7 separate regions of the Mus musculus genome follow, and all the other regions are linked to region 3. The links are chromatin loops, found by intact Hi-C in ENCODE. Cell type or tissue: heart. All regions are shown on one strand. Region 1 overlaps Auts2 (autism susceptibility candidate 2). Region 2 overlaps Auts2 (autism susceptibility candidate 2). Region 3 holds the start of Auts2 (autism susceptibility candidate 2). Region 4 overlaps Auts2 (autism susceptibility candidate 2). Region 5 overlaps Auts2 (autism susceptibility candidate 2). Region 6 overlaps Auts2 (autism susceptibility candidate 2). Region 7 has its middle 91 kb from the start of Auts2.

The links. Hi-C counts contacts between places; a loop is a spot of excess contacts. Peaks named below come from ENCODE experiments on the same cell type or tissue, not always from the same donor. Only the 100,000 strongest peaks of a DNase experiment are listed, where the experiment ranks them.
Region 1: it touches region 3 in a loop (2.5-fold over the local background); 2 of 42 quality-filtered maps call a loop at or near these places.
Region 2: it touches region 3 in a loop (4-fold over the local background); 8 of 42 quality-filtered maps call a loop at or near these places.
Region 4: a loop joins it to region 3, with 4 times the contacts of the local background. A loop is called at or near these places in 6 of 42 quality-filtered maps.
Region 5: a loop joins it to region 3, with 7 times the contacts of the local background. A loop is called at or near these places in 5 of 42 quality-filtered maps.
Region 6: it touches region 3 in a loop (2.3-fold over the local background); 7 of 42 quality-filtered maps call a loop at or near these places.
Region 7: it touches region 3 in a loop (1.9-fold over the local background); 3 of 42 quality-filtered maps call a loop at or near these places.

The regions. Positions count from the first base shown.
Region 1 is chr5:132,366,818-132,370,817 of GRCm38, reverse strand. The region is part of intron 1 of Auts2 (autism susceptibility candidate 2); the gene reads left to right. Among named protein-coding and RNA genes, the nearest start is that of Auts2, 170 kb to the left of the region's middle. In heart, no CTCF peak of the experiment used is centred here; a DNase peak (open chromatin) is centred at 1,837; H3K27ac peaks cover 362 bases.
Region 2 is chr5:132,485,419-132,489,418 of GRCm38, reverse strand. The region is part of intron 1 of Auts2 (autism susceptibility candidate 2); the gene reads left to right. Among named protein-coding and RNA genes, the nearest start is that of Auts2, 56 kb to the left of the region's middle. In heart, no CTCF peak of the experiment used is centred here; a DNase peak (open chromatin) is centred at 2,358.
Region 3 is chr5:132,541,623-132,545,622 of GRCm38, reverse strand. It overlaps Auts2 (autism susceptibility candidate 2), which reads left to right and starts at 2,403. Exons shown (of 20, transcript NM_001363480.1): 1 at 2,403-4,000. The coding sequence starts at 3,800. In heart, no CTCF peak of the experiment used is centred here; DNase peaks (open chromatin) are centred at 1,262, 1,732, 2,282 and 3,072; H3K4me3 peaks cover 3,376 bases; H3K27ac peaks cover 3,211 bases; H3K27me3 peaks cover 154 bases.
Region 4 is chr5:132,436,175-132,440,174 of GRCm38, reverse strand. All of the region lies in intron 1 of Auts2 (autism susceptibility candidate 2), which reads left to right. Among named protein-coding and RNA genes, the nearest start is that of Auts2, 110 kb to the left of the region's middle. In heart, a CTCF peak has its summit at 1,575; no DNase peak of the experiment used is centred here.
Region 5 is chr5:132,490,692-132,494,691 of GRCm38, reverse strand. All of the region lies in intron 1 of Auts2 (autism susceptibility candidate 2), which reads left to right. Among named protein-coding and RNA genes, the nearest start is that of Auts2, 51 kb to the left of the region's middle. In heart, no CTCF peak of the experiment used is centred here; a DNase peak (open chromatin) is centred at 2,431.
Region 6 is chr5:132,470,788-132,474,787 of GRCm38, reverse strand. The region is part of intron 1 of Auts2 (autism susceptibility candidate 2); the gene reads left to right. Among named protein-coding and RNA genes, the nearest start is that of Auts2, 70 kb to the left of the region's middle. In heart, no CTCF peak of the experiment used is centred here; DNase peaks (open chromatin) are centred at 1,597 and 2,167; H3K27ac peaks cover 1,242 bases.
Region 7 is chr5:132,632,112-132,636,111 of GRCm38, reverse strand. No RefSeq gene overlaps it. Among named protein-coding and RNA genes, the nearest start is that of Auts2, 91 kb to the right of the region's middle. In heart, no CTCF peak of the experiment used is centred here; a DNase peak (open chromatin) is centred at 2,441.

The DNA of each region.
Region 1 (4,000 bases), 170 kb after region 3:
CACAAAGTGGAATCAAAGAGTCTCTGTTTATCTCACTTGAAATAGTACTATTTCAAATAATGTGTATTTTATGAGTGTATATTTGGGTCACGCACATGTTTTTTGTAGGTATTGTACATGTGTTCTACAATAACATTTTTAGTATGTTTCTTGTTCTCAGAACTTTGCAGAACCAGTACATCAGATCACGGCTGGCATCATTTTAAACATGAAAATATCTCCAACCTGACCTTAAGCCTATGATCAGACTCTTCCCTTCTGCTCGCCTTGTAGGCCTTTGCTTTCTGGTGGTTTTGCTTTGCTGTTGTTCCAGGGGATTGGTGTTCACACTAATTTGCTTCCAAATATTATTCTATACTCAGAGGCAGGGACACATTTCCGGATCAGGGTCAGTTTGGACCAGCTTCTCAAAAAATATCTCTTAAGTGATCTATTTAAGAATAAAGAAAAGAAATAAAAGAATAAGGATGAGTTTAGACACCTGTCTAACTCCCGAACAATAGAATCTAGACTTTTTTTTCTCAATGGAGAAAGCAAGCATAGCTGTGTAAGCTCACTGGAAGCAGCATTGGGAATCTCTCTTTAAAACACTCAAGGGCAATCTAGAACCATCTGGGAAGTGAGTCTCAGGCTGCATTATTCCCTACGCAGAGGGTCTTAAGTTGTGTAAGAATGAAGAAATTTAGCCAGCAAACAAGTGAGTTTGTACATACATCTTCTTTGTTCCCAGATGTGGTATGACCAGCTATTTGAAGTCCTTTCCTTGACTTTTCTTCAGTGGTAGACTGTAATCCACGTTTTGTTTGTTTGTTTAATTCACAGCAGTAGAAATGTATCAGTCACTTTGGAGGCAATTCATACAGGAAAAGAGCTAGGCCACCCTGCATATAGTGTTCGGGTTTTGCTGGCCCTGTGTATTGAGATTCTGGCTTTCAGATCATTTTCTTTAGTTAAGATGGTGTTCATATTTGTCACCTGTCTGTCTTCCTGGCTTCTGGAGCTCTCTGGTGTAAGAATATAATGTTGGAATCCAGTCGTTCCTCCAGCCACAGCAGCAGAAACAGTTCTTCTTCCCCTTTGAGTTACAGGCACCCTACCAACAACTTGTTGTCAATCTCTTAACTAAGCCTTCCAGGTGCCAGGGTTTCTCACCTGGGGAAGGGAGTTTCCATCAGAGGAGTTATTGATGGCCATGCATCCTACCCTCCTCCCTGACTCTTGCCAGGAAATCAGAGAGGTTAATTAAAGGCCTGTGCCCTGAAGCTACCCCACATCCTCAGAGAGTTATTAGAAAAGCCTTGGACTTCATTCTGCCTTGTGGGCCCTAATTTCCTCTCTTCAGAGCCCATACCACACTGTTGTCTGTCTGTCTGTCTGTCTGTCTGTCTGTCTGTCTGTGGCACAGATAAGTAATAAATTCCACACTCCAGCAGTCTGTCTCAGTGGTCCTTTCGAAACCACATCTGAGATATTCACCTGTTTCACCTGGGCATAGGGTGGGAGTCTACTGTCTCCGGCAGCTGTTTTGGCCTAAAAAAGACAGACTTTTTTTTTCAGAGAGGCACTTCCTTGGCCTTCTTTCTCCCTTGCCCTGGACTCACCCTGATGATCACTTCATCTGTTCAGTTAGACTTTTTTTTTTTTTTTTTTAAACAGAAGAAATTATCCTTGCTGAAGGTGCCAGGAAAACTCAATGAAAACCTGCTCCCTTAGCTTCCTCTCTGTATGACTTTTTACCTCTTCCCATTCGAACCCCCCAATAAATAGTGACCTTTTGGCTAGGGGCCCTGGCTTAGAGCATTGTGTGGCTGAGCTGGTTCTGGCTGACTCCCAGGCCTGTTAATGACTTCCTTCACTGTCCCTGAATAATTGCTGGAGAAGACAGCTGTGGAGAGACATTTCTGCCAGCTTGCCGGCTCATTAATTCCAGCTTCGGTGAACAGGGTGCAAAGGAAGAAGTTGGAACTCACTCTGAGGCGGGTAGGAGGGCTTGGGGGGGGGGATCAAAATATATGTTGTAGGAGCAGGGCAGCTGCACCACGTCAGAGCTTCAACTCGGTGTCTGTGAACTTTGGACACGCTTCAATTTAAAGAGACTCCATGCAGAAAAAGCCCAGCTCTGGGATCACAGGCTAAGAAACGATTATGGACTTTTTCTGGAGTCCCTGCAGCAGGTTCCTCTGGTACTGTTTGGTCATGATTTAACCTGAAGGACACCAGGTTTCCAGATAACCCTTCTGCGAGTAGGAAATCCCCTGGAACTGAGAGGAAAGAATCCAATAACATCAACCTTTATTTATTATACGGCCTGTCTCAATATATCCCATAGTGGCCTCAAAACAAGTTTTCTAGCAAAGTTATTTTTATAACATGCCTGTGAGAAATGAATCAAATCATTTCCAAACTTGGATAAACCATGGAAATCACAAGTATGTAGGGAGCAAAGTTTAGGTTAGCGGCATAGCTCAACCCCAGTGTTTGAGCACGTGTGATGAGTGAGACAGGAAAGGGCACTTGACTTTGATTTCCTGAGTATGGGAGAAACATCAGGTTTCTTGAAGATGTACTCATTCCTAAAAATGAATTATAAAAGGACTTTATATAAGTCTCAGGCAAGGATGTTGAACAAATCAATGTTTAATGCTACCAGCGGAGATTTTTCAAGTGGACTCAGAGCTCTTTGTGAAGGTTCCTTTGGTGTTTATGCCACAGATATCTTGGCTGCAGCATTAAGGCCACCTTCTAAGCATTTTGGGTTCTGATGATGCTTTTGAATATCTAGAAAATAAAACAGAATAGGTAATTTCCTCAAAATTATATGTACAGGGGAATTACTTGGGAGGCATGATTTTTTTTTTTTTAACCCAGGCTGCATTCCAGACTAATTAAATAAAAATCTCTGATGGTGTACCCAGGCCTCAGTAAGTATTGTGTAAAATGGATTCCAAAGGTTAACTGAGTTTGAGATAGCACTTTCCCTTGCTTATTTGTTTATTTATTTTTGAGACAACCTTGTAAGTCTATAATCCTCCAACATACATAAATCTTCCGTGCCCCTGCATTTCGGTATTCCTTTACCTGTAGAAGATCTTTAGTATGTGTGTGTGTTCACATATGTGTTTGTGTGGATAGAAATGCAGATAGAGTGTTTATTGTATCCAACCTGACCTTGAACTCTCTGTAACTGAAGTTGGCCTTCAGCTCCTGATCCTCTTGTCTCCATCTTTCAAGTGCCAGGATTATACTACAGCTTGTGCCAAACTAATGTTATTAATCTTAATTGGACTTCCCAAAGGGCCATTTAAGTCCTAGAATGCTGAAATATTTCATGTCTTTGATTTAAGGAAGTCCCTGAAGTTTCCATTAACATTTCCCTAGGAACACTGAGACTTGAGTTTCTTCTGGGGCCCCGGCCCTTATACCTTTTTAATCTGTAAGACCTAAATTAGCCATTGGCAAGTGGCTTAGGATTGGCCATGTAGACCTTACAGTGGTTGTTGGAAAGCTCTAAGACATTAAGGAGATGGAATTTCTAAAGTTCTAGATCACGTATTTTAAGAGACTGTTAACTGTACTCTCAGAATTCTTTCTGGTCCTGGAAAGGCTTTTGCCTTGGGAGAAGGTCAGCTCTGTTTCCAGCACATTGGATTCCTAGTTCCTTTCTAGAAGTTGAAGGTACCTGCCATTGTTAGATCTTGAACTGTGAACTCGATGACTCTTACAGAGTTGTTTTAATATGCAGTGACTAATTAAATGATTAATGGCTCCATTTATCAAGTTGGAAAAAGTAAAGTATATCGCAAGGCATTGAAACATCAGGGAATCATTGCTTTTATGCAGTCTCTATTCTATCATGGACTAAGTTATACTTCTGTCAATAAGTGTGTCACTGTTAATATATTAATTACTTTTCTGTTTCTCTGATAGAACTATGAAGGCTTACAATTCCAGAGGGTTAGCGTCCATAATGTCATGATGAGGGTCACAGGTAGGCATGGGT
Region 2 (4,000 bases), 56 kb after region 3:
CTTCTGGCTGTACTAGTGTAGTTAGCCTGGGCAGGTCCATAGGCTGTACTGGACAGAGGAGGAGGGCCCTGGGACAAAACCAAGAGCTTTGGCAAAACCACTGGTGTGACATGTTCATTATTCTGAACTGTCATGGACTTTAGGCAGGGTGTCAACTCTTCTGTATTCCTAGCACGTTGGAGGTGGAGGCAGGAGAATTGTTGACTCAAGGTCAGTTTGGGCTACATGGTGGGTTTGAGGTTGGCCTCGGCTGTATGAGGACTTGTTCCTACCTACCCCTCCAAAAGAATCCAACACAGGTAGTGAGTTAGTTACTAAGTGCTTACTGTATATAGGTGTACATACATGTTAGTGAAATATTATTCTAGCTAGCCCATATAAAAGATTCAAAAACCTGGTATTTTATTTACAAGCTGAAAGCCTAGCTTGGGCAGATTCTATGCTATTCTATCCAAACCCCATGCCCCTTGTGACTTGCTGTTTGAGTCTCTCCTGGGCTGCTTTGGCTCCGGTCAGTCTGTCTCCAGAGTACACTTCATCTCAGCCATGTGCTTCTTGACCATCCGTCTAACAGAGACCCCTGCTCACACTGTTCTTTCTCCTTCTCTCCCACAGTGTCTCTTGGGACCCCTCACTTGATTCTCAGGTCCTGCCTTTCTGTCTACTGCCCAGTCACAGATTCTAGGCTTTTATTAACCAATGCCTTTCAATTGGGGAGCAAGGTTCATACAACAAAGGCCTGTGTATGAGAGGATGCACCCCTCTGGAGGGCAACCAGATCTTTGGGGTTCACAATTTAGCATTTTTATATATAGCACCAGAGCAACCCCCAGCACATAGCCATATATGCATACAAACAGACACATAGAACACAGACAAAAGGGTCACAATTAACTACAATCTGAGAGCTAATCTGTGGTGAGCTTTTCTCTTGTCCTGTCTCTTTCTTGTTCCATTTTCCGTGCCTTCAGTGATTTTTATTTATTTTTTTTTTATTTTTTTTTTCCATTTTTTATTAGGTATTTAACTCATTTACATTTCCAATGCTATACCAAAAGTCCCCCATATCCACCCACCCCCACTCCCCTGCCCACCCACTCCCCCTTTTTGGCCCTGGTATTCCCCTGTACTGGGGCATATAAAGTTGCCTTCAGTGATTTTGACAGAAGGCTCTTAGCCCCTTTTCCCTTCCTTGCCCCTTGCAGTGTGTACAGAGTAGCATGGATCCATTACAGATCAATTATAGGTCCTCCCACTGCTGACCACAAGATCCCCTGGAAAGGGCTCTTGAGAAATAAGAGCTTGCCACCAGAGTACAATGAATCTTCAACCTGTGTTCTTTTAAAGGCTCAGGTTCCTTATAATCCTTACACAGATACAGTCTCTCTGAGGCAGATAGTCTCTGATGGGGCAGAGAACCTCATACAAACAGAAACACCTATTCTGTGGTTTCCTGGGTTTTATCCAGATTTGCTAATTTTTGCTTACATTCGAAAATGTATTTATTTTGTTCCATGTTTCCTCCTGCCTTTATGAATGTCATGCTTTCCTGTGACCTTAAAAATAAGAGTGTGAGCTAGGGATGTAGCCCAGGAGAGTGCTTGCCCAGAGTGTGTAAAGTCCTGGGTTCCATGCCTAGCACTGCATCTAGATGGCATGGTGGTACATATCTAATGTCCCAACATTTTTGAAGTAGAAGCAAGAGGTTCAAAGGTTCAAAGTCACCTTCACTACATAGTTTTGAGACCAGCTTGTCTAAACAAAACAATCTAAACAAAACAAAAAACCAAACCAGTAAACCCTGAACAAAACATAAAAAGCCTGGGCCATACTGGCTCACAAATGTATGTGGCACACTTTGTCTCCATCACCTAGCGTAGCATGGCAAAGCTGCAGAGATTAGTAGGTAATGGGGACAAATCTGTGTCCTCCCTGACAAGAAAGGATCTGTATGGAGAGTAATCTAACTGTATGTTCTTTCTGCTCTTAAGTGGGAGAACCTGCTTGAATTGCCTTACTTAATGGAATGTTGGGTCCATTACAAGCCCAACACCAAGCTTCTGTGGGCACAGGTAGTTTGGCGATTCTATTTAAGGGGTGTGGTTCCTCTTAGCTTTAGGCAGCCGTAGCTACAGATTCTCTGTCCAAGTGACTCTCTGTGAGCTTGGAGAAGTGAGAGGCTCACTCAGGCTGCAGCATTCACCTGCTTGGGTTTGGGAAAGATGTCATTGTATAGAAAGAGGAATCGGAGCCACCAGGATGTTCGTTTTTACCAGTGTTGTAGCTGATCTGCTGTCTTCCCCAGCCCGCTTTGTGCTTTAATTAAATACACAGCTGATGGTATCAGCTTGGCTCCCTGCTCTTTCAGCTTCCCCTCAGAACAAAAACATCCGGACAGACAGCGGTGACATGAGGATTAAGTCTCAAGACCCAAGCTTTTGCTCATTCGTGGTAATTAAACTAAATCTGCCTAAGCATCATCAAATGTAGATAAAACCTAGGGCTGATTAGAGATGACCCTCTAATAAACCCGATTTGATTAGGCAGAGCCAGAGGGGTGCAAGGAAACATTCAAGACTCTGGTCATTGGCCTTTAAATGGGGGAGGGGGATTTTTGATTGTTTCAGTCACAGTACTTTGAGAACTATTATCTGTGACAGCTAAGGAACCTGGTTGAAATAAACAGGGGAGACCTGTCGACTTGCCATGAAGAGTTTTGGTCAACCACCACCTGGGATGTGCTCACTTCCTGGCCAATCACTGGAGAATGGATTTTGCTGGAGGTCTTGGCCTGGCATGATCGTTCAAAAGGATGTTCCCAAACACACCCTGGCATGTTCCGATAAAGTTACAGCAGATGCAGATCTTGAAGACTATTTTCTTTTTTAGTGAAAAATCTTCATCTCTTTATTTATGAAAGTAACTTTTGACACTTTTAGAATAGCCCAAAGGAAACTCGATTCTTTTTTTTTTAATGAAGACTGTCTAGGCTATTTAAGAGAAATTTCTGTAATTGATCCATTTCTGGATCCTGTAACCCTAGGCACGCTTCTCTTAGCATTTATCACAGGTGCCCACTGTACTTTTTAGTTTATCTTAGAAGGCAAGCAAATTGACTTACCATACTTTGTTGTTGTTGTTGTTATAATGTGTGTATGCTGCATGATGCGTGTGTCTGTATTTGCTTTGCTGAAGCCAGAGCAGGGGACAGGATGTTCTGCTCTGTCCTTGCCTTATTTCCACGAGACAGAATGTCTTAACTGGACCTGGATCTAGGTCGGCAGTAAACCAGCCCCAGTGATCCTCTTGTCTCCACTCTCCTCACCCCACTGGGGTGACTAACAGGCGTGGTAACCATCTTACTCTTTAACCTGGGTCCTGGGGACTCAAACTCAGGTCCTCAAGCTTGTCCCCACCGAGCCACCTTCCTCGTCCTTGTCTTAATCATTCTTGATAAAGGTCTACATGCCTAAATTCCCAGGCAACTAAAGGAAGTTGACAAAGAATAGGCCAGAGGCCAGAACTAGGTCTTTACCTGTTTTTATACATTTGTGAGCCTAAGAGCAATTTTGATATTCTTAAATAGTTGGGAAAAAAATTAAAAGACTATTTCATGACACATGGAAATTATATGGATTTAAATTCAAGTGTTCATAAATAAGGTTTTATTGGAATACTGCCATAGTTGTTCATTTATGTTATTGTCTTTGGCTACATTTTATGCTAAGACAGCAAAATTGAGTCCTTGTAACCAAGACCATCTGGCCCCAACAGCCTAAACTATTTACTCTCCCGTCCTTTTCAAAACTGGCTCTGCCTATCCCTTTCCTCTTTTAGATTACACACGAAGTAAATACTTACTGTTTGAATTATTTCAAGTCTGAATTTGAGTTTTTGGATAGAGTGCTGATCCTAAAAGTGATCGTTAAGTAAACAAGTGAATGATAGATCTTTTTCTCTTGTTAGCCATTTGTGTTGGTGGTTTGCCTACCTCAACTCC
Region 3 (4,000 bases):
CTCAGCGTGGGTTCCAGCCACTGAGGGCAAGAGCATCCTAGAAGAGAGGTTGAGTACAGGAGTCTGAATTTAAGTGACTGCTCCGGGGGCAGCAACAGTCAGTATAGCTAAGTAATTTTGGAAGGTGCCACTCTGCTCCCTAATAAATTCACATTTATCACACAACACCATTCTCAAGGGGGAAACAAAAAAGCACAGGATGTACTAAAAAAAGATGCTATGTTTTCAAGAAGAAGGCCTTGGGAAGCTTGAAAGGGAACTTTTTGAACATTTAATTGAACTTCTTTGATTTACAAGATGAGAAAATTAGTCATTTGAAAGTCTTGCCTAAGGTTAAATGGTTTGTTCCCCTGGACAGACATAAAGCCTGTCTTATTCACACTCCACTTGATCTCTTCTGTCTCCTTGTCTCCCACTACCCATATGCTCACAGACCTGGGTTCCTGAAACAGGAAAGCTGGAGTGTGACTTAAAAACAAAGTATTGAGAAACCAACCACTAAATCTGGAAGTGTTAAGACAAAGAGACTCACTTGCCAGAAAATAAGATTCAAGCACTTCTCTGTCTGTTTGGGGTGCCACTGTATTCCTGAACCTACAGCTGTGAAGCCCTAATATCTGTTGAATGCAAGAAAAAAAAAAGCATCCATCCGTTTACCCATTTGAGAAAGGTACGTTTTCTTTCTCTTCCACTGCTTCTGACCTTCTTGTTCTGTTCTGTGCAGACTGGGATTCAGAACAGTAGAAATCCGCGTACAAAGCATTGTAACACGGTGCCTGGCTCATTGTGAGCAATTAATGTCAGTTTGTTTTCTTTTCCTTCATGCCAAGTGTGGGTTGCTAGGGGTGAGGGGTGATGTGCCACAGTGTTTATGTGCTTGGACAGAAAGAGAAGCAACTAAGAGATTGCTGAGAGAAGACTGTCGGTGAGTATAGATCAATTCCAAGTGCCTTGAAAAAACGCACAGCTATTTTATCCAGAGAGGCTGGTCGCTTTGGTTGATCGATTCTGGGCTGTAGTCAGCTCTTTAATACAACTTTTTATAAGCATCCGTTACATCGTGGTGGAAAACGTAGGGAAGCCACCTCTGCTCCATCCTCCTGCAGCTAAGCAGTAAGCGAAGTCTGCAGCGAGGGGGATGGCGGTTTGGAGTCCTCAGACTGGGACGGCCCCGAGCTACTCAGTCCCTTGCTCCAGGTTCAAGTTCCCGGTGTCTGGCTGCTCCAAAGCGGCTAGCGCCTCCTCAAAGTGTCTCCCACAGAGAGACCAAAAGTGCTGGCCGGGCGGGGGTCGCCTGGGTTCAGGGGCACTCTGGCATTCAGTGTTCTACCACGCAGAGTAGGGGGTCGGGGGAAAGTTTCCAACTCTTGCTTGATGAGCCTGGACGCAGCACTAGACTGACTACTCTTCTTGTCCCCAAAGTGCAACCTCTTTGGGTCCATACTTTGCACTTCCCCGCGCTGCAAGCACTTTTTATTTAAAAAAAAAATTTTTTTTTTTTTTTTGCACCGGGCGCGCGCTTGCGCGCGGGCAAAACACCTAGAGGTACTTCAGAGTAGTTGAGCCAGCAAGAGCTTCAGGAGTGGAGGAGATAAGGCACTCCGGGAGCAAGTGTCCGGAGAAAGGTGCCTGCTACGCGTGCGCGCGCGAGTCCTCCGTGCGTTTGGCGGGATGTTGGGGCAGCCTCCAAGCCCTCGAACTTCAACTCCACACCGGCCTGTGACCGACCCCTCCAACACACCCCCCACAGCCTCTGGAGACCCCTTCCGCCCCCAAGTGCGCAGGCCCGGCCGCCCCAGCGCGCATGCCCTGGGCTCGTGGAGCGGTGGCCAGCCCCTCAGCCTTTTTGCTTTCCACACACTCTACAACTAGGGGAGGGGGGCGGGTCACGTGATCTAGCCCGGCCCGAGGCGCGCGGGAGGAGGGGGGACGGGGACGCGCGTGGGAGAGAGCGGGGGGGGGGGAGAGGCGCGAGGGGAGGGGCTTCTCTCGGGAGCGCGCAGCTAGTGGTGCCTGAGTGGAAGGGGCGGCCCTCGGGAGCGCGCCCCGTGGTGCCGGGGGTTTTGGGGAGGGGGAGAGAGAACGAGGCGTGAGAGATTCTCGGGAGTCCGCGAAGGGGGAAAGGGGGGCGGCCCTCGGGAGCGCGCCGAGTGAGGCGTGAGGGGAGGGGGTAGCTCTCGGGAGCGCGTGCAGAGCCAGGAGGGCGGTCCTCGGGAGCGCGCGCAGAGCGAGGCGCGAAGAGGGCGGTCTTCCAGAGCGCTCGCCGGTGAGCGAGCTCGAGCGCGCGTGCGAGAGAGGGGGAGAGAGAGAGAGAGAGGGAGAGGGAGACGGCAAGCGGGCGGGCGCGGGGCTGGGCCGAGGCGGGCGGCGGCGGTGGGCCGGCCGGAGGGGGAGGAGCGGGCGCTGTGTGAGCGAGGCGGGCGGAGGATGAGGCCGTGCCCGGGCTCTGGCTGCAGCCGCCCGGGGACACGCCGTGCACCCTCGGGCTCCGGGCTCCGGCGGCGGCGGCTGAGGCAGCGTTAGCTGAGAGCGAGCGAGCGAGTGAGCGAGAGAGCGAGCGGCATCTCGCAGCGCTTCTTCCTCAGGCGGGGCGACGCGAAAAAGAAGAAGAAGAAGAAGAAGACGAAGAAGAGGCGGCGGCGCCACCACACCGGTGTATCTCGGGTTGGAGACTGCTCTTTGCTTTCCTCGTTGACTGACTCACCCCCTCCCCCTTTATAATTTTATCTTAAATTTTTTTGGAAGAAGGGTGACCTCTGGAACTGGGGGTGGGGGGAGATCTACAATTTGTGTGTGTGCGTGCGTGCATGTGTATGTGAGGAGGGGGTCGGTGGCACGCGCCAGGCTTTGCAATTCTTCTCTTCTTTCATCTTTTTCTCCTCCTCCCCCCCTTGAAGACCGAAAAAAAAAAATCCCACAACTGCTTCAGCGTCCTCCTCCTTCCCTTCCTCCTTTCCTCGGGCAACCTCTGTCTCCGCTTGTGATTGCGTGGTTATGCTCCCCTCTCTGGGGGGTCTCGCCCCTCTCAGCTCGCTCTCCAGCCCTGGCTTCCCTTGGATGCATTTCTTAAAAAAAGACTGGGAGCCCGGGAGTGAGTTTTTCTGCGAGGCGAGTGTGTGAGAGAGGCGGAGGTGTGGGGTGTTTTCCTGCACGAGGGGGCGGGTGAAGTTCATTGCCACCCACCCCTCACTTCACCGTGACCTTTTCGGACCTCGGGCTTTTTTTTTTTTAAAATTTTTTGGGGGGTCTCTAGAGAAAGGGAGAAGCAAGGCGATTTCAGTGGTGGGGAGAGAGCATGGCCGCGGGGAGGGCTTCCCCAGTCTCTTGATCAAAGCATTCCGCTATTCTGATTTATTGCCTGCTTGGTGAGTTATTTTTTTCCCCCTTTCCTCTGTAAAGGAGACCTGTGTGTTCAGCCATTACTTTGCTCGGCGCTGTTCGCAGGCATCTCCGACCCTCGGTGCAGAGGGGAGCCCCACACTTCGCCCTCTCGCTTCCCCGTCCCTCCCTCCCCGTCTCCCCGCCCCTTCCCCCTTTTTTCTTTCTCTTTTCCCCCCTGCCCTCCCTTCTTGTTCTTCTTCGGATTCTTTTTTTTTTTTTTTTTTTTATTTCTCCCAGCCGCTTTCTCCCCCGCGCCCTTCCTCGCGGCGGGAGGGAAAAGCCCGTGCAGGAGGAAGGGGGGCTCGGTGTCAATTTTTTTTTTCTTCTTGGGGTGTGTGTGTGTGTGTGTGGCCGCGGCCCGAGCCTGTGGCGCGCGGGTAGGTGAACGGGGAAGATCCCCGGCGCGGTTAAAAGAACCATGGATGGCCCGACGCGGGGACATGGACTCCGGAAAAAGCGGAGGTCTCGATCACAGCGAGACCGGGAGAGACGCTCCCGGGCCGGGTTAGGAACCGGTGCGGCGGGTGGTATAGGAGCCGGCCGGACCCGGGCTCCCTCGCTGGCTTCATCGTCGGGCTCCGACAAGGAAGACAATGGAAAGCCCCCATCCTCCGCCCCG
Region 4 (4,000 bases), 110 kb after region 3:
CTCACACTAGCCTCTAACTCCTCCTCAGTCTCCAGACTCCTCCTCCCAGATGAGTGTGTACCAACACAATAGATTTCACCTTTTCTTTTTATTCTAAAAAGTTTTAAAAATTACAGTTACTGTGTATGTATGTGTGTACTTGTGTCCGTGCACAATACATGCACACATGCATGGAAGTGAGAAGACAACTTGTGGGAGTCAGTTTCTTCCTATACCATGCATGTGCTGGGAATTGAATGAGGGTAGTCACACTTAGTGCCAAGCATTTTGCCATGGAGCCATCTCACTGGCCTCTGACTTCAGCTTTCTGATGGTCATGTTAACTACCACAGCAGGATTTTCCCATTTCTTCTTAAGAGATAAACAGTGGGTACAGCAGTTAACTTTTTGCTTCAGTGGTGAAACTTCATCTTCATGCTTTATGTTCAACTTTCCCTAGTCTATAAGATATACTTCCTTTTATGAGTGTAATTTTAGTTTTAGAATTGTGGTATACCCAGTTTGTTTTCTTTGGCTTCTTATATCATTTATCACAACCGCTAGAGGAAGATATGAATTATATAGTAAGTACCTAACTCCATTTAAACCTCGAATAGGCTCTTAATAAAGGACTGCTAAAGCTATGCAGTAACCTAGTGGTTATAATCACAACTATGCAGGATTATGGGCTAAGTATATGTAGGATATATTATAGGTATAAGAAATATGCTGGGGCTAGAGAGGTTGCTCAACTGTTAAGGCCATTGGCTGTTCTTTCAAAGGACCTGGGTTCAATCCCCAGCATCCACGTGGTACGTGCAACTATCTGTTGTTCCAATTCAGGGGATCCAATGCCCTTTTTGGGACTCTGTTGAAACCAGGCACAGAAGTGACATACAGATATACATGATGACATGCATCCATACACCTAAAAAAAATGTTAAAAAAAAGAGAAATGTTGCTACTTGCCAGTTGTATAATGTTGAATATGTTATTTAAATCTCAGTATACTTCCCCTCTTCCCCACTCCCGTGCTTGGAATTGAACCTAGCGTCGTTCACATTACTAGATATATGCTCCATCCTCTCACTGGGCATTCTAGTTAAGTGCTTTACTGCTGGGCCATACCCCTTATCCCTCACCCGGGCATTCTAGGCACACAATGGACTGCTGAGCCACTCTCCCAGATACCTTTTAAGTGTGTGTCTTAATCTTTAGTTTCCTCATGTGGGTAGTTGTGAAAGTTGAAGGGATTTGGTAAGTATTTGAAAGCACACAATCTACTAAGCCTTTGTCTGGATCCTGGGAGTAATACACACATGCACAAAACAGCCTACATTTTATATCCTTGTGGAGTGAATATATCTGAATCTGTTTTTAGTATCGATTAGCCAGTGTTTATGATGAACATTAACTGAAGTATTGACCCAAGAAGATTTCACTTGGCAGTTTAAACTCATCCCTTGTTCAGCAGGTCTTGTTCATATCAAGTATCACAGACAGCCATCCATTGTGAGGCTTCAGAATTTGAGCCTAGACTAGCTGTATCTGTGTGCCTGAGTTTCTGGCTTGAGTGCAGAGCTCCTCCTGTGGGTCACTGCTCTGTAGGCTGTCCCCGAGTTTCCACAAACAGACTCAAGAATAAGGGCTGAGTGACACCTTTGATCCTTTGAATCTCGGTGTGAAAGCCAGGTTTGTCCAAGTAAAGTGTGAGTGGATCAGGGAGGGCACTGTGGAGTTTAACTTAGCAAACCCGTTCTGAGAGCTGTGCTTTGTTGATACCTGCAGAAACACAAGCAGATTAAAAAAAAAAAAATCCCAGGATATCGGATTGATCAGCTTCTCTAAACTGTTTATCGTGGGTGGCCAACAGAAAACCCTTCTGAGATATTCTGTTCTCCTGGATGACTAATGAAGATAGAGACACTGGTAGTACCGAGGGAACTCTGGTAGCATGCTGAGGTGGGAGTCTGGCATTCAGCCTCAGAGGGTGCTAGTGAGCAGGGAGTGGGTGGGAGTCCTCGGTAAGTCCAGCGTTGAAAGACTTGGCACTGGTCCCTCGAGAGAGGTATGAGAATGTACGCTTGCTCTCACGTGAGCTCTGCTAAGTTATTTTTAGAATATGTCTGATCAGAGTTAGTATTCCATCATGGGTCAATAATTTGTATTCTTAAGTTCCTGCTTTTTCTATTAGAGAAGTAGTAAACAGTATACGAGAGTAAAGAGAGGCACGCTTGGTTGTTTGTTAGAGTCGCCACGTAGATACTGTCCTGGTGAGGTTTCTGTCGCTGTGGCAGACACCATGATCAAAAGCGACTCGGGGAGGAAACGGTTTATCGGTTTGCAGGTTAGATAGAGTTTATTGTGAAGGAAGCTAGAGCAGGATCTCCAGGTAGAAACTGAAGCAGAGATCATAGAGGAAAGCTGTGGACTGGCTTGCCTTTTTATAGACTCGAGGACCACTTGCCCAGAGCGGCACTGCCCATGGTAGACTGGGTCCTCTCAACGTCACTCATTCATCAAGAAAATGCTTCACGTGCAGATGTGTCCATAGGCCAGTCTGACGGAGACACCCTTTCAATTCACTTCTCTCTTTGAAGATGGCTCTACCTTGTTTCAAGTTGACAAAGCAACAGAACCAAATAAAAGAGAACAAATCCTAACTGGCACAGACACTTTATGCTGTGTGTGTGTGTATGTGTATATATATATATATATATATATATATATATATATATATATATATTTTTTTTTTTTTTTTTTTTTTTTTCTTCTTTGAGATTTGGAATTTGGTCTCTTAAGAACCTACTGAGAAGATTAGTTATGTCTGATATGGTCAGCCCTACATGCATTTTTTTTCTGTTTATTGCAATAAAGGCGTGAAGGTTTTTATTGGAAGTTTTTTTTGAAGTTGAGAGGAAGCCTTTACATAGTTGTTTATCAGAGTCACTAAATAGCTCAGACATCCCTGGTGACTTAGCTGGTGGCCTTTACTACCTTGCTGGGTGCTTGTGAAAGGAGACTGTGCTTGCTTCCTTGCCAGCAAAGTGTCATGAAGCCAGATGCAGTGGGAATTGCTGCAGTGAGCAAACTTAGCAGGATTGTTGCACAAGATTGGCAAGTGTCCAGCTTTAGACTATCTTGGAAGAACTGGCTTTAGGGCAGAGAGGAAAGGTTTAGACAACAACTTTCTTGCTTCTCGGTGGCCTTATCCTTACTAAACCTGACTGAGGCTTCTTTGTGCCTTTCCCACATCTGGTTCTTAAGTACTTTCTGTGGGTGGGAGCTTTGTATAAGGCTCCCGTGCAGGTGCAGTCACAACTTTCCCTAGAGGAATAAGTTAGTTTGTGCAGGAGTTGACAGAGGGTGTTTTACAGAACAATTGGAAACTTCACTCCATACCAACTTTAGTGGCTTGAATAGGTATGGACCCCATAGACTCAGGTATTTGAGTGCCTGGCCCATAGGGAGTGTCACTATTAGGAGGCATGGCCTTGTTGGAGTAGATGTGGCCTCATTGGAGGAAGTATATCGCTGTGGGCTTTGAGGTGTCCTATGCTCAAGCTCTGCCCAGTGTGGGACAAAGTCCTCTCCTTGCTGCCTACAGTTCAAGATATAGAACTCTTAGCACAATATCTGCCCAAAGGATGCCGTGCTTCCCACCATAGTAAGGACTAAACCTCTGAAACTGTAATCCAACCTCCATGAAATGTTTCCCTTTATAGGAATTGCCTTGGTCATGGTGTTTCCTCAGAGCAATGGAAACCTTAGATTCTCTCCTGTAACTTCTCGCCACCAGAGTTGAGTGACGGTCACCTGTCCAATCTCATAGTTTTCCTTAAGTTTAACACATCAGTGATTCTTCAAAAATAACGAATTTCTGAATACACCCATGAGAACACCCAGTAGCACGGGTAGCAAGGTGCTTTTGCTTTGAGTCTGTCCTGAGTGTGTTCTTCACTGTGCAAGGCCAAAGGGGGATTTTCTTGGTTTTTACTCCTCTTGCCATGAAGATTTTTTT
Region 5 (4,000 bases), 51 kb after region 3:
TAGCCTAGTAGATCACAGAAACTAGCAGGGTAAGGCAGCCTTTCCTTCTCCTCCCACATTAATAGCCAGATCTGAACTAATTTGTAGATAAAGGCTGGTATATATCTGCCTTTCCTTCATTTTTTAGACCACTGCTCGGAGTCCCCTGACAGAATGCAAGGAGACAGCCTTGATTAGATTAGGCCAGATTACATTAAAGTGAATGGTTAAAGCCTTTGGAGTCTCTGGTTTGTAGGAGACACCATAATGGCCTTCCTAGAATCCCCAAATCCTATTAGGTGAGTTAATCTTATAGAAGATCTTAGGTCTCTATAAAGAGCCTTGCCCTCCAGGTGGTCTCTGGCTACCAAGGTAAGCTGATAGACCCAACTTTCTTGGTTGGTTTTGTTGGCTTGAAGTGAAAAAAAGATACCAGTACTTAAAGAAGACAATTACGCACAGGGAAATACTCTTCAGACTACTTGGGCTTGATGGCTGCTGGTGGCTGTGATGGGATTTTTTTTTTATCACCTCTTCATATTTTTAAATCACTAATCAACCAACCAGTCAATCAGTTACAATGTGTCATGTGTCCTTGGTTGGTCTTGAACTTATTATGTAGGCAAGGATGACCTTGAACTGTTGATTCTCTTGTGTCTGTCTCCCTAGTCCTGGGATTTGGGGTTTTCATCATCAGGCCTGGTTATGCAGTGCTGGGAGTGGATCGCTGGGCTTTGTGCATGCTAGGCACATGTTCGGCCAAATGCTCTACAGCCTGAGCTTTCCAGTCTCTCCTTATCAGTCTCAGGGTTTGTAGAAAAGAGAGCGAGGGGAGAGACATGTGGTAGTTGTACAATTGGCTGTTTTGTGTTTATGGCAGATGCAGACGGATAGTTGGGAGCTCTGGTTTTAAGTTTTGTGCAATCATCCCTTATAGCTTCTGTCCATTTTACAGATTGTCATGAAGAACCATGGATTGGATCTGGAGTATGACTGAGATACTTTGCTAGGTGCTGTGAATAAAGAATGTTGGCACGCTGGAGTAGGAACATCATTGGTTGTGGCTTTCTGAGCATGTGTGTGGACTTACTGTGGAGGCTGGCTGGCTCTTGATTATTTATACATGTGCAGGGATCAATTCTTTTTTTCTGAGGCAACACACTTTTTGTCACAGCTTCCCCCCACCCCCCAATTTTACATTTATGGATGACTAAGATTTTGCCAAGACATTTTAGTTAATATTCAGTTTTTATTATAGGTTTGTCTTTTAGCAAAAGGAAAATAAAACCCAAGAAATCAGACTAGGCCACTTTGAAGTGTGCTTACTGCATCTACATTAAAGACTTAAGAGTTGTGAAAAATAACGGTAAATTTGATAATTGGTCATTGTGGGAGGAAAATTTTGTTAGGTAGAGATACGATGAAGTGACTCTTTGGTGCTGGCTTGTCTTTCCGAGATGAAAGGGATTCCTTTCAGGGCATCCTTAAAAATTATGTTCCTTAGTGCCTTAACTAGGAGTGAGTGTCCACCACTGTCCTGTGAGTCACATGCTTGCCAGGGAAGAAAGGGAGCCATACCTGGAACAGCTGGTTACTCTGAGGGCTTCTGCATCCAGGAGACCAGAATGGATGATGGAGGTGACATTTTACTAGATTTAAGACACTTTGACCTTGGGACTTTCAGTGTCTGGTAGAGTGGAGGCCTTGAGCACACAGGCAGCTTCCTGGCATTTGGTTTATGCACACTTGGATTGCATATCTGGATCTGCCTATTATTTTTCTTAGGCTAAGGAGGGACAATTGCTGTCTCCCCTTCCTCCGTGAGTATCTTTGACTGAATCTCATGTAGGCTTTGCTGGCCTTGAATTTGCTATGAAGCTGAGGATGACCTTGAATGAGTCTTCTGGAATGCTGGGATTACAGTTCTACCCACCATGGTCTGGTTTATGTAATTAATACAGGGCTTTGTGCATGCTAAGCAAACACTTTACCAACTGAAAGACATCCCCAGTCCTAAACCCAGTTCTTTTTTTTTTTTTTTTAAAAGATTTATTTATTTATTTATTTATTTATTTATTTATTATATGTAAGTATACTGTAGCTGTCTTCAGACACTCCAGAAGAGGGAGTCAGATCTCGTTACGGATGGTTGTGGATGGTTGTGAGCCACCATGTGGTTGCTGGGATTCGAACTCCGGACCTTTGGAAGAGCAGTTGGGTGCTCTTACCCACTGAGCCATCTCACCAGCCCCTAAACTCAGTTCTTTGCTAAAGAAAATCACATTTGTTTTTTTTATTGTGTGTGGAGGTGTACACACACACACACACACACACACACACCCCAGAGTGTGTATGTGGACATAGAGGACAACTTGCAGGAGTCAGAGCTCTCCTTCCACTACATGAGCCTGGGAATCAAAGTTAGGTCCTCAGGCTTGGCAGCAGGTGCCTTAATCTGATGAGTCATTTCCCTGGACCCAAACTCAGTTCTTTATTTAGCCTTTGTATTAGGGCAGCCCTGGACCTGTCCTGTCTCCAAAGATGAAAGAGCATTTCTGGTATGGGCCAGACTGGGAGCATGAACAGTTATGATTGATTAATAATGGCTTTAATTTGCTTTGAGGAAGAAAAGTGTAACTAGCCCACTGGATGAAGAGAGATAGTATCTCTAGCACTCCTCTGTATCAAGTATTTGGTGTTCTGTGCCTGCATAGCACTTGTCTTTTCAAGAGCTGGGGTCATTGACAGCACGCTTCTTGAGTTTCAGAACATAGTGGAGTGCATGTTTGAAGTCAGAAATGTAATTTTCCCTAAGTATAGTAAGATTCACCGTAGTTCTCCGTACATGCATGCACATGCTCACGCAATTGTGGGCTTTTATTCTGGCTCGGCTCCTTGAGGAGCTGAGGCCCTCCCTTTTGCTTCCATTGATTCTTGATTGCACACTTTTCAGAGTTACCTTTGTTAGGCAGCAGCTGTGGGAAGAATGTGTGCTTATTTTGTATCTGTGACCTTTACTCCTGCAGTCCCTCTGACCTGAGACTCACCCTGCCTGCCACCTCCTCTTCCTCAGCCCCAGCTTTGTTCTTCTGGGCCTCATGTGCACACTCCCATAAAAAGGACCTCCTTGCTTCTTTCTGTCTCAGCTTAGAAATGATTTCAGCTAAGGATGTTCCAGGCTTGTTGGAGGATAAGAAGTGAATTAGAATAAGGAGGAAGAAAGGGATTTATTTAGGAGGCAGTTAGACAACTTATGTCTTCTCTTACAGTTTCAGGCACTTTGGAATTATATTTGATGTCAGCTTGTTGACCTCTGACTCCTCTTACCTGTTGTCTGTGCTTTCTTGCTGCTCTTCCTTCTAGCCCCCGCCTCCAGCCCCCATTACGTAGATACACACTCTTTGTACTGCCTTTTAATTCTTTTTATTAGAGCTGGAGAGATGGAAGGTTAAACGTGTACTGTTCTTGCAGAGGACCCAAGTTGGGTTCCCAGTACCTTTGTAGTGTGGCTCACAAAAGAGATCCAATGCTTTGGACCTCTCACGTGCGCACGCACGCTCACATACACACACACATGTACAAAATTTAAAAGATTTTGTGTGTGTGAGTGTAAGTTCTGGTGTACATGCCATGGTGTGGTTGTGGAGGTCCAAGGACAACATCCAGGAGTTGGTTTTCTCTACTGTGTGTGCCCTGAGGATTGAACTTCTGTCCTCAGACTAGCATGGCAAGCACTTTTCCTTGCTGAGCCATGTTGTTAGTCCTTTTAGAAGTCTTTTTGATTCGTTCTCATAACAGCAGCTCCTAATCATGGTTGTCTGCTTTGGGGCAGATGAAAACCCATCCTTTTTCCTGGTAGCACCCTGACATCCTGAAGGAAAAGGAGGGCTCAGATCCTTCTGCGTACCATACACATTCTGTTTACACTCACGTTTACAGGTGGCTATGGTAAGACCTGTAGTACTGAGTACTCGAAATGTGCTCAACACTGTGACAAGCACTTTACATAGAGTATTTCTTA
Region 6 (4,000 bases), 71 kb after region 3:
AGATTTGTTTTATGATTTTTATTTTGCAAAGACATTTACTGTGGCTTACATGTCCAGATGGGAATATGCTTGCTCAGAAAAGCCAGTGGGAACCCAGAAAACACCATCCATGATCTGATCAAAATAAAGGAAAAATAGCTGCTTCTTCTGGGAGAGTGGTTGAAAGTTCTTTCTCAAAGAAAAATTTAAGAAGTCTTTGGATAAAGCAACCCCACCTCCCCTGGTTAAACAAAGGGTCATAATTAAGCAATCTGGTGGTCTGTTCTTCACATACACTGTCTTCTGCATGACTCAGGTATATGTGTATCGGGAGGTTCTTTTTTTTACCAAGGATCATTATTTATGCAATTTTGAACAAATCACTTTAGAAACTTGTTTTTGTTTTTTTTTTCTTTTTTTGGGAGACAGGGTTTCTCTGTATAGCCCTGGCTGTCCTGGAGCTCACTCTTATAGACCAGGCTGGCCTTGAACTCAGAAATCCGCCTGCCTCTGCCTCCCAAGTGCTGGGATTAAAGGAGTGCGCCACCACGCCCGGCTCAAGAAACGTGTTTTTTCTTCATCTGTAGAACAGAGCAGTAACTCTTATTTACCCCCCAATGACATTGCTGCAAAGATTGAAGATGAACATCTGATAAAGATTATACTGAGGTCTTCATAAAGAAGGAATGACTGAAAAAAAAAAATCCATCAGTCTTTGGCTGCTTCTCCAAGTGTGTGGATGTACGTGCATTTGTGTGCATATATTTCTCTATGACCTTGTATGCAGCAGCCTCATATCTAAGAGTATATATGTTTGAAAAGACCAACTGTGATGAATGACCTAGGATAACTAGAATTTTCTAAAATTCATTCATCCTCCTTAAGGTTCCTTGGTTGAAGAGGCAGCTTGAGTAGAGATTGCTAGTTACTGAGGAACTTGATTGCATTTTACTTTGTATGGAGCCATTGGGTTTAAAACCTAACTTGATTTACAACACAGGTACCTTGCTCAGAACCATCAGGCAGGGAAAGGAAGGTGTGCAGTCACTGCTAGGTGTGCTGGCTCACATCTGTAATCCTAGTACTCGGGAGGCAGAAGCAGAAAAACCCTGCTAAGACTCTAGCTTAGACTGCAGTTTGAGTTCCAGGCCAGCCTGGGCTATAGAGTGAGAAATGTGTAAGGAAAATCTGATAAAGCTATATGAAGGTTCGCTAGTAGAAGCAGGGCAAGAATAGAGTCTTCTGCAAGAGGAAAGAGTGGGTTCACAGCTGTCAGAATAAAGAGAGAAATGGTTGAATCTTCCTTGAGAAATTGTACTGGTGAGGGTGAGGCCGTAAACTGTCTCTCCAGTGAATACCCATCAAATCATACAGTAGTGATTTCTTAGATGATCTTTCACTGCCTAGTAATAACACCATGACAGACCTTGACCTCAGAAAGAGCAGCCTTGCACAGGATCCACATCTTGTGTTCCACATAGGCAGCCCTGAAGGGCTTCCTGAGAGCCAAGGATGACATTTAGAATGGCAGCAGAGATGATAAGCCACCTGTCCTCGGGCAGTCTCCCACAAATGCTCTTTATCCCAGCTGGAGCTGGCATCGTTTCCTATGAGGTTTCCCATGATACTCTGTGCAGTTAACTGGCCAGAATCCCAGGGACCCAGGACTGAGATTCCACTCTTCAGAGTTAAGTGTCTTCTTGCCTGGCATTGTCTTTTTCTTGGTTCTGGCAGGTCCGATGTTAAGATTAGTCGAGTGGTGAATTGATGCGGTTCTTTGTTGGAGAGGGCAGCTAAATGCCAGTTGTGATTTTTGTTCTCTAGCTATGCTAGGAACCACAGGGAATTTGTAGGTTGCCAGCAACTCATTCTGCATTAGCTATTGGGTGACTGGCTACTGTGGTTGCAGCACTCAGAACAACTGAATTCAGGCCCATTGTATCTTTAGAATTTGTTGCTAGAGAGTAAAATCATTGGCAAGTGCTTTCATCAGGTAATTCATTCTGGGCTCTTACCTTGCTTTTATGTCTCTTTGTGACTATATTGTACATTGGTTAAAAAAAAAAGTCCTCTCAAGGACCATGTGTTTTTAGAAGCTGGGATTGTGTTCTGTGCTTTATTGGAACACAGAAGGAGACTGTCTGGTTAAGGCAAGAGATTGTGGTGCTAAAAAAGGAAGTTGGCAGGTCTGTCCCTGGCACTTTGAGTAAGAAAAGCAAAGGAATGACAGGCTGGCTGGGGATTCTATTAAAGGGAGACCTGATCCTCGCATGACCTTGTTCTCTGAACCTAGAAGGATGGTCTGTCTACATGGCAGTCACTTTAGGGGAGCTAAAGACAGACCTGCTCTGCTTTCTGCCACTTCTATTTAGCAGCTTAATGGAGAGACAGAAGCTTGTTAAGGAATGATCATGGACGCTGTGGCGATTACCTCCTTCACTTAGCCAGCAGCCAGCTTTACTAGTGTCCGCAGCCAAGTTTGTGTCTACACAAATTGTAAGGAGAAGAAAGATTCTTATTATGAATTTGGCCCTGGGATTGGTTCAGAGTAAGACAGGTTTTGCATTTCTGTCTATAGCCTTATTGATGCAAAGGTCTTAGGGTAATGAAGTCATTTCGGCTGTTTTTGCATCACTTCTTAGTCCTGCATTTTTAAGACTTAGAGGGACAGATACAGTCTCTTAGGCCAAGAAAGAAAACCTGGTGTTCAAACCCACAAGTCCCAAGTAAGCAGGGTTTGTGCTGGTTGCTTGTTGCGTTGTTTCCAGCAGATTTCAGAGATGCTTTACAAGTTCTTAAGTATTCCCACAAATATAACAATTCCCAAGTATGAAATATTTGTAACACACTGCACATGTTTTATCAACCTACTTACTTAGTGATAAAATGAAACAGGATCAGGAGGTCTTTTTTTTAAAATCAGTAATTTTCGTTCTTTGAAAGTTCTATACATTCATACCATGCATATTAATTGTATCCATCCACCACTACCTCTGTCTAATCCCCTCAGTGCTACCAACCCCTTCTCCCTCACAGCTTCATGTTCTCTCTAAACTTTTTCTTTGTTATCAATAATACTCCTCAGTGCAATTGGTGCTGCCCATACACACGAGTGTGTGATCATCCACTGAGGCCTGAGTAATCTGCCAACGGACACATCTCCAAAGAAGAATGACTCTACCCAATCCAGCGGCCATCAGCTGCCCATAACACCTCTGCTAGGGTCTGACCTTGAGAGCCCCTCCCTATTCATGCTGGAATGTTGATTGGCTCAGTCTTGTGCAGGTAACCACAGCTACCCGGAGTTGATGTGTATAACAGCCATGCTGTGCCCTGTAGTTAGCATCTAGAGGCTCTCCTCTGTATCCACTGACTCTTAGATTCTTTCTGCTCTCTCTTCCACAAAATTCCCACTGAACAGAAAGCCTTATTCCTGTTTTGTAAATAGAGACTCAAAGGCATACTCGAAGAGTTGACAGAGATCGCCCAATGTGTCTGGGACGAAGGCTGAAAAGAGTGCCATTTCATCCTCCTGATCAGTACAGTACCAGTGTCCTCTGCTGACTGTTTATGAAGCTTCATTGTCTGGAGTGTTTGTCCTTTGTTCTGCCTGCCACTGGTTAGAGGTGGAGCAGCATACTGGTATAGACACTGACCGCCTACACTCGGCTGGCCTCATCTGTGAAGTGGGCATGGATGAGTGGGACTTACCATGAGTGCATCAAGCCATCTGAATCACTTATCGTGGTGCCGTGTCCTTGTAACACTCAATAAATGCTGTTTTTGTTCTGCTTTCCATAATGCTTTTACTTTTGTAGCTCAACAGAGGAAAACATTCTTTTTTTTTTTTTTCTTTTTTCCTGTTCTGGGAGACTTAACCAAGTCTAGTAAGTCTCTGGTACTCTGACTCCTCTTAGGTAGTCTAAAAGTGAGACCCCAACTGTGTGTATGTGTGTATGTGTGTACATGTGTACATGTATGTGTGTGTGTACACACTCGCGAGTGCATGTGTGTACATGCC
Region 7 (4,000 bases), 90 kb before region 3:
TTTTAAACTGTTGAGAAATTTTAAAGATCGTGGGACTTTTAAATTTGATGGTGTTTTATGTTATGATATTGAGATCTTGGTGGCAACAAAGACAAAGGTTATATATAGTTTATCCCTGGTGTGTTTGTGTGTCAAGTTGAAAAAGCTTGGAGAATTCTATTAACTTTTATTGTCAACTTAACAAAGCACAAATTCATCTGGGAAGAGGGAACTTCAACTGAAGAATGCCTAGGTCAGGTTGTTCTGTGGCCATGTCTGTAAGAGATTGTCTTCAGTAATGACTGATATGTCAGGGTCTGGCCTACTATAGGAGGCACTATCCCTAGGCAAGTGGTCCTTGTATGTGCAGGAAAAAAAATAGCTAAAATGAGCCAAGGAGTGTCTCCCCACAGGTCCTGCCTTATACTCAATGATGGATTGTGACCTGGAAATGTAAGATGAAAGAAAAGCTCTCCTCCCCAAGTTCCTTCAGGTTGTGGTGTGATCACTGTGACAGAAAGCAAAGTAAGACACTCAGTACTACAATAACCAAATGACCAATGCCCCACCCCCTTTTGTCCCCTCATTTTGCATGACACTCAATAAGCATTCTGAAATATTTTAACTTTTCTAAGTATACCCCAATACAATGATTTTTTAAAGATTTAATATATGTGTGTGTGTATACATATATATGTATATGCATATGTATATGAATATGTACACACACACACACACACACACACACACACTGCAGCCATCTTCAGACACACCAAAAGAGGGCATCAGATCCCATTACAGATGGTTGTGAGCCACCATGTGGTTGCTGGGATTTGAACTCAGAACCTCTAGAAGAGCAGTCAGTGCTCTTAACAGCTGAGCCATCTCTCCAGTCCCAATACAATGATTTTAAATTGGGGCAATTTCATCCCTTCCCACTGTGATAAATACAGAAACTTTGAAGACTTTTTTTTTTTTTTGTCCCAAGTATCATCTAGAGGCAGAGGATTCTGCCAGACACTGCCGTAGACAGAACATTACCCACTCTTCCCAAAATGAACAATCCAACCCAAAACACTAATAGTGTTATTTTTAAAGAAAACTTCCCTTGGTAAATTACAACAATTGTCCCATATATTTACTCATTTGTAGCAGTTAATATTGTCAGATTGACAGAACTACTTAGGTTAACTCAATCTGGGACCCCAGCCATATTTAAGTAGGGTTTCCCTTCTCAGTTATTACTCAGTGTAAACACCCCCATAGACACGCTCAAAGAGGTACCTCACCAATGCCTTAGGTACACATTTTGCACATGTGTGAATTTCTGTGTATGTGTGTGTGTGTGTGTGTGCGCGCGCGCGCACGCGCCAGAGGGCAACATCAGGAATCATTCCTCAGGAGCCATCTGTCTTAGGGTTTCATTGCTGTGAAGAGACACCATGACCAAGATAACTCTTATAAAGGCAAACATTTGCTTGGGACTGGCTTACAGTTTCAGAGGTTCTGTCCATTATCATCATGGTAGGAAGCATGGCAGCATGCAGGCATACTTGGTGCTGGAAAAGGAGCTGAGAATTCTACATCTTGGTCCAGAGGCAGCCAGAAAGAGACTGTCCCACACTGGGGTGGAGCCTGAGCATAGGAGACCTCAAAGCCCACATTTCCTCCAACAAGGTCACACCTCCTCCAATAATGCCACACCTCCTAATAGTGTAACTCCCCATGGCCAAGTGCTCAGACACACGAATCTATGAGGGCCAAACCTATTCAGACCACCACACCATCCATTTTGTTTATTGAGATAGGGTCTCTCACTTGTCACATAAACTAGGTTGGCTGGCCAGAGAGCTCCAGGGGAACCCGTGCCTCTCATTCCTTATAATCTTGTAGATTTATAAGCACATGCCGTCACACCCTAATTTTTTTGTGGGTCTCAAAGATCAAACTCAGGTCCTCACACTTGTGAGGCAGGCACTTTACAGACTGAGCCATTGCGTACCATGGAACACACACCAATATCAGAGAGCAGCTTGCAGGAATTGGCTCTCCTTTCTGTCACGTGGGTCCCAGTGATCAGGGATCGAACTCAGATCTTCAGACTTGGCAGCAGGTGTCTTAAATCTGCTGAGCTATCTCACCAAGCCCTCACTAGATACTCCTTAATCCAATCAAGTTAACAGTCAGAATTAAGCATCTCCAACTGTTTGCTGCATTCCTTACCTTCAGCTGTTGCTAGATAGTGAGTTCCTGGAGAGTAAAGTCTGCAAGGCCACACAGTAACAAGAGTGGAAATATTTATGGAATGCCAAGAAATGGACCGGAAATTAGGAAAAGGTGATTGCCAAGGACATTTATTTATCAACGTTGGCTCTCCCACTGAAATGGTGCCTGGAACAGGGCCCAATCCCTGGGACAAAAGAAGAAACTCTTGGCTCCAACTTGCTGTCTGGGTTTCCCTGCCAATCAAAGTTGTCATGGAAAGGAACAGCCTCTGCTATTATGTTGAGCACAATGAGACTGTTTAGAGGAGAGCCTTACCTTCAGGAAATTCCAATGAGCCTGTTTTATTGTTACCTCCTTACAGTAACGACTCCCATGGGGTTAAACCAGGTGTAAAATAATTACTAAAACATCCCTGCCACAGAGAAGACTTACAGAAGTAAGGCTCCTGCTTCAGTCGGGGAGGGTAGGGCTTGCTCATGGAAACAGAGTGTGGTATGGAAGATATACAGAGGAGAGGGGCAATCACAGCATGAGAGGGGGAGGGAGAAGCAGGAGGAAGAGCCCAGACCTTTCATCCCAGTTACATACCACACCACTTCCTGCCTCTGCAGCTTGGTTGATCTTTGCCCCCAACACACACACACACACACACACACACACACACACACACACGAGCCTACCACCACCACCACCACCACCACCACCACCACGGGGCACACACACACACACCAAAACAATTCAGGCAGAGAAAGGTAATGACCATTATGAGCCAACTTTTGCTGAAGTCCTATGGGAAACAAAATGAGGATGAGATTCACCAAGGGGTGTTTTCCAGGACTGGAGCAATGGCTCAGTGGCACTTACTGCACTATCTGAGGATCTGAGCTTGGTTCCTTCACTTACCTTGGGTGGCTCCCAACTCCCTGTAACCAGACCCTGGTTTCCATGGGCACCTACATCCACAGGCACTGTGGTGGTTTGAATACGAATCCCCACCTTCACCCAATAGCTCATGTATTTGAATGCTTTGTCCCTAGTTGATGGAATTATTTGGGGAAGATTTACAGTTGCCCTCAATCTTCTCAGTACTGGGTCCCTTTAATACAGTTCCTCGTGTTGTGGTGACCCTACAGCCATAAAATTATTTTCCTTGCTATTCATAACTGTAATTTTGCTACTGCTATGAATCACAATGTAAATATGTGTTTTCTGATGGTCTTATCATTCGACCCCTCAAAGAGGTCATGGCCCACAGATTGAGAACCACTAGGTTAAGCAATGTGATCTTGTTGGAAAAGTTATGTCACTGGAGGTCAGCCTTGAAGTTTCAAACTTCAAAGCCATCCCCAGTTCACTCCCCCTCTCCCTCTCCCTCCCCCTCTCCCTCCCCCTCCTCCTCCCCTCCCCCTCCCCCTCCCCCTCCCCTCCCTCTCCCCCTCCCCATCCCCATCCCCCTCCCCCTCCCCCTCCCCCTCTCCCTTCCCCCCAACCTTTATGTTGAGCCTGTGGATTGGATGTAAGCTCATACCTATTTTTCCAGCATGAAGCCTGTCTGCCTTCCTGCCATGATTGTCACAGACTCTAACCCTCTGTAACTCTGAACTTCACATTAAGTGCTTTCTTGTATACATTGCCTTGGTCATGATGTTTTGTCATAGCAATAGAACAGGAACTAAGACATGCACATATCCATACAAACACACAAGTTCATGCATACACACACAAAAAAAGACAAAATAATATTTTCAGTATCTTCTTCCTTTGCTCTTTGTTCTCCAAATGTCACATCAAGAGG